Linked DNA regions of Homo sapiens: region 2 is linked to region 1. The links are chromatin contacts, found by Hi-C or POLR2A ChIA-PET in ENCODE. All regions are on one chromosome and are shown on one strand. Each heading gives the region's core, a stretch centred on a gene start or an enhancer-like site at or near the end of the contact. The rest is flanking DNA. Distances are from core to core; before and after follow the strand shown.

What was found. Hi-C counts contacts between places; a loop is a spot of excess contacts on that map. ChIA-PET counts read pairs that join two places held with the same protein, here RNA polymerase II (POLR2A). Pooled maps may share reads with other maps.
Region 2: a loop to region 1 is called in a map of OCI-LY7, with 8 times the contacts of the local background. The contact joins the enhancer-like site here to the promoter of AFF2 in region 1. A Hi-C loop is called at or near these places in 1 of 168 maps with a recorded cell type or tissue (OCI-LY7) and 4 of 50 pooled maps. POLR2A ChIA-PET finds 5 or more read pairs at or near these places in 1 of 52 experiments (OCI-LY7).

What each region holds. Positions count from the first base shown.
Region 1 is chrX:148,499,304-148,502,003 of GRCh38, reverse strand. It overlaps AFF2 (ALF transcription elongation factor 2), which reads right to left and starts at 1,387. Exons shown (of 21, transcript NM_002025.4): 1 at 860-1,387. The coding sequence starts at 906. RefSeq lists an enhancer at 1-727.
Region 2 is chrX:148,608,726-148,611,425 of GRCh38, reverse strand. All of the region lies in intron 1 of AFF2 (ALF transcription elongation factor 2), which reads right to left. Among named protein-coding and RNA genes, the nearest start is that of AFF2, 110 kb to the right of the region's middle. RefSeq lists an enhancer at 867-976. Within about 2 kb of position 1,410, at least 4 of the 41 ENCODE cell types and tissues checked have a DNase peak (open chromatin) inside an H3K27ac peak, as active enhancers do; they include OCI-LY7, where a contact is called at or near this core.

The DNA.
Region 1 (2,700 bases), core at 138-2,637:
ACTTTCCAGGTCCCCAGTCACCTTTCTACCATCTTTCAAAATGTCTCAGCGACAAGTTTAGGGTATTTTGTGAAGAGCTGACTCAACCTTTGAATCTGAGCTGGAGGTCCCTTACAAAAAACTACGGCTGCCTCCCAGTGGGAGGCCGAAGGGGGTCCATCCGGTAATTAAATGTGCATTGACATCAGAGCTGCGGATTTGGGGGGCCAACTCCGAAAACCCTCAGTCTTGAAAGCCAAGCGCCGAAGTCGGCCTCGAACCAAGGTCCCCTGAGTGGTGGCCCCCAAAGCCGCTGCTCCACCCGGGAGTGCAGGGAACTTGGGCTGAGTCGGCAGAAGGAAAGGTGTGCGCGCCGCGCAGCGCAGGGATGGAGGTGGCGGCAGCGGGGGCGGTGGCCACCAAGGAAGCAGAGGGCTGCTGGCCGCACCTGGCCGTTGCCTTTCCCCCATGGCCCGCCGCGGGCGTTGGGCACCTGGAAAGTTGAGACATTTCGGGCGGGCGGCATCCGGGGCTCAAGGAGGCCAGACCGGCAAGCCGCTCCGAGAGAAAAGCTCCTGGGAGGTCGTGCGGTTCAGCCCTCGGGCGGCACCGAATTCGATGTGAGCCAAATGCAACTCTTTAGACTTGGAGCGCAAAGCGACGCTTTCGGGTCCGCATCCCTCCCTCTTCCCGCACCTCCCCCCACCCCGGCATCCGACCTAGGAGTCAGCGCGGCCGGGGCCAGAGGTGGCTGAGAGCAAGTGGGAGGGAGTCCGGGGCGCCCCCCACGACAGCTTCAGCTCCTCTTAACAAAGGCGAAAACCTCAGACTTCGCCAGGAGACTCGCTCATCAAAGGAGAAGGCAAAAATCAACACCTACCACTGCTGCTCCAAGTCCCAGTCTCTGAAAAAGTCGAATAGATCCATAGCGGCCAGGCGGCGGCGGCGGGCGGGCGCCTGTCCCTGATCGCAGCGGGTCGGCGCGGCTCTCGGCACAGCTCGCTGGCGGTTCTCGGCGGCCCCCGGCTCTCCAGCCCTCCCGCCCAGCTAAAAGTGTCCGGGCCGCATCGGCAGCAGCAGCGGGCGCTGGAGGTGTCTGGTCCTGTGCTCCGGCGAGGAAGCGGCGGCAGTGGCACTGGGCGGGCAAGCGCCTGGTCGCCCACTCGGGTCCGCTCGGTCCGCGGTAGCCCGCGCACCCAGCGACCCGACGCTGCGGCGGCAGCCGCTGCGGGCTCAGGCGGGCTGGGCCGCCCGCCTGGCTGGCTGCGGGCCGGCGGCGGCAGCGGCGGCGGGGGCGGCCGGGGCAGAGGCAGCGGCGCGGCGCGGCAGCCGGGGCGGCAGCGGCGGCGGCGGCGGCGGCGGCGGCGGCGGCGGCGGCGGCGGCGGCAGCGGCTGCACAGGCGGCGGCGGCGGCCGCGGCAGCATCACACACTTACACACTCACAGGGGGCGGAGCCTGGACAGCTAGAAGCCGCGACATGGAGCAGGCACGTTATCATCCCCGGATCTGGCAGGGGCTCGCCGCGCCCGCCCCTGCCTTTCGGGAACCCTCTCCCACCCCCCACTGTCAAAATCAGCTAGTGGGAGCGGCCACAGAGCTGAGGACCCGGACCCGGACCCGGGACGCAGGGGCCGTGGCAGGGATACAGGAGGTGGGCTGGCGGGACCAGGACGCGGGCTTCGGGAATGGGACCCCTCTCTGAAGCCCAGCCCACCCCCACCACTGGGAATTAGTTTTGAACTAGAAAAGACAGCACAAACAGCCGTGGGGTTGAAGGTCGCCCCCTGCCACCTCAAGCACAGCTCCTTGAGCCCCCGAGTAGTGGAGCAAACTTTGCGGGCCTGAGCATCCCTCAGGTCTGTAGTGCGTAGCACGCGGGTCCAGGAAGGAGAAGGCGGTCACCTTCACCAGCCCCGTGGCTCCACGTGCCCGCACCCAGGCCCTCCAGGCATGCCTTTAGGCGCGCACCTAGTAGGTCAGCGAGCTATAGGCCCTGGATTCAGTGGGCAGCAAGGATAGGAACAAATGACTGCCCTTGCGTGGTCCTTGAGTTCGGGGTTAGGATACTGTTAAACTGGGTTCCACTGTCACTTTCCTCGCACGGTCACCAGGTGCCTTGAGCAAAAGACTTCTGCTAGCTCCTCCTCTGAGAAATGGGAAAACCACTGGGTGTGTGCCCAGTATCCCACGCACCGGCTGCCCGTCTCCCTTCTGGCCTGAAATTCTCTTTCTGCACGTGGAGGGTTTAACCGAGCCTCCTACTCCCTTCAACCTCCACCTCTGATCCAGGAAGGAGTGGATCCCTTTAGCCAATTCCCTGGAGGGAAAGGTTCCCTGGCCTCCGTGCAGAGAAAGGTCTGTGGGAAGGGGCGGGACCGCTTTCTGGCATTTCAGGACATGAGCATTCTGGAGTCCTAGGCATGTAATTTGCCTTCTTCGTGTCGTTATACAGAGGGAATAGTATTGGCACATTTTTCAAATCCTAAGGCTAGAACTCTCTTGGGAAGGACAGCAGACTGAGCCCTGACAGAGCAGGGTGCCGGTAGCTCTGTGTGTGACTCCAAGCAAGTCACTTATCTGGGCCTCAGTTTCTCCATAAAACACCCAGCAGCCCTCTGGCTCATACTTCTCTGACATTCTCCCTTCTATTTGAATATGCTTCTACAGTATTATCTCATATTACCAAAATCATCCAAATACCTTTTAACTTCATTTTTTTC
Region 2 (2,700 bases), core at 161-2,660, 110 kb before region 1:
GATGATTTGTTACAGCAGCCATGGGAAACTAATATATCTTATGTGTATACAAATACATTTCTCATCTTCACAAACATTACTGTAACCATTAGACCATACTATCTGAATGTAGTGTTTAATTTCAACAAATTGGAGACAAGACAGCAAAGCCAGCTTCTCCAAAGAAAGCTTACCTTCCAAATATCTCACTGCCTAAATCAACAACCATTCACCCAGGGCTTCCCCTACCTGCCAGACCACTTGATCATGAATGTCCAACTTCCAGGGTGCAAATTCACACAAGTGAAAATCTAGCCCAACTTTCCATTTAACCGTCACATCATATAGTTGATAAATGGGCCTGTTTTTCATGTCTCTGCTAGGAATACTGGGAAGACAGAGCAATATTTGAAAAACATTGGGCTAAGTAAAATAATTATAAAGCATTATTTTAATAAGTTACTGCTTTCAATGTCAACTAATATAATTCATTCAGTGTTGTTTCCTCCTTAGCTTTATTTCCCATTTAACAAGCTCCCTGAATACCTTTTAAAGGGATTGTGATGCCTATATAGAGAAATAAAATATATTTTAAAACATATTTTATTCTCACCCTCAACTATTACACAGCAGTCTTTGGAAAGGCTGATAAGATCAGTTGAGCCCAATGTCACTAAGTGGAGATAACCTGATGCCATTTCCCAAATGCCAGATTGTAGCAGCGGCCTGATCACCAACCCCCACAACTCTCCAGGCACATTACCCACTGGAAATGCAGTTGGAATGGCAGAAGTTCACTTGCATAAATAAATCCCAAGCCAATTCCATAAATAATAAATCACTCATCTTGTAGAAGAAAAAAGATGCAGCTACACAACTTTTACGTGTAATACTATGGCTCACTCAGAATGAAAGGGGGAGAAACAGAAAAGGGAAGTACAATTTCCTCTGCCCTCACTAAATGTTATTTGCAAGAATATTTGTTTTCTGTTTTGCTTCACTTTGGTTTTTATCGTTTTGAAAGGAAATGCACAAAAACATAGATATCATTAAATATGGAATACTAAGAGGGCAAAGAGCATCATGATCGGGTAGAATAAACCCCAAAGTAGGAGTCAGGAATCCCACATTCTGTTACTGGATTGGCCGTTAACTGCCAAGTGAGCAACAAACAGGTAGTTTCACCACCTGTGACTCAATACCAAGTCATTTACAGTTAGAATTATTAATAGTAGGGGAAAGAACTACAGCGATAATAACAATGCACCCATACTGTGTACCAAGTGTGCATGAGTGCTCTCACTCTTCCACCCCCCTCTCTCTCTTCACATGGGCAATTCCTAATTCTTAAAACGATCCTATGAGATAAGCACTATTATCACCCATCATTGACAGATAAGGGAAGTGAGGTTCATGAGGTTCAGATTACTCAGTAGTGGAGACCAGGAAGTGCTCAGGGAAAGCCAAAAGCTTTCACAGGCTCTGCTTTGCACTCACTCTTTCCCTTCCTAAGAACAAGATGGATGTGGGAGGGGCAAAGCTTAGGCCACTTTGCTCAGAGGCTGCCCCTTTCAACTGCCTTGCCAAGGAAGCAGGAAGGGATCAGATTTCAAGACAATCCTTGTAGTTCCCTGGGCAGGTTGGCTGAGCCATACCATGACAGGAAGAATGTCACCAGGACCATATCCAATGTGTGTGTCTCAGGGTACAGGCTTTAACAGGGATTGTGTTATTTATTTCCTGGTTATAACGCACATACTGAGTTGGGAAGGGTGTGTGGAGTAAGAAGGAGAGGAGTTAGCATGCAAAGTACTTTGGCATTTCTGCTTCTACAAGGAATTACAAAGTACAGAAAAGGAATGCTGCTATAAAACTCCCAAAATTAGACTTGGTTTCAGATCAAAAGCTAAGAAAATAGTGAGAACCCCTTTTAATTCAGCCAGTCACTACACACACAGACAGACCACAGCTCAAATAATATCCCAGAAACATACCCATGTACATTCAGAACTTAATATAACCCAACTAGAACAGAAGGCAGGTGTTAATACTATTCCTCAAACCACATTTCCATGGCATTTCAAATATTTATAGCTTGTTATAAATTACACCAAGGCCACATATCAAAGAATGAAAATCACCCATATTAAATTAATCAGAGATTTTAGAAAATTATACATTGCACATGACTGAGTATAATACATTTAATGTTTCAATGTCATGGAACATTTGCTTTATAAATAAAATATGAAAGTGATTAAGCTCTCACAGACCCTCAGCAATATGGCAAATCTATATGCGAGCCCCCTAAGCCCTGGATTTGTATCTCTGGATTTTGGTCACTGAAGAAAAACAAAAAATCATGCAACTGAACTAGATCTCACTAGTTGGTGATGCTCCAGAGGAAAGTCAATGTCAGCATGGGTAAAAGTGAAATTCAATATCCTAGTTCCTAGTACTCTGATTTCTTATAAAAGAATTCAAATGTTACCCTCAGCTCTATAAGCTCAGTTGCCACTCTCCTTTAATGGAAACTTAAGTGCACATTGAAGGCAGGATTTGGCTCAAGGACTTTCTATGCCACACTAAACATTCGTGTTGTTAAAAGCATCTTTACACATATACGCCATTAGAAACTAAGATTGGATTTCAGGACAAGAATGTAAAATGTAGACTTTGGAGATGTCTGAGGAAGTGTTTAAAATATTTCACCTAGCCCAG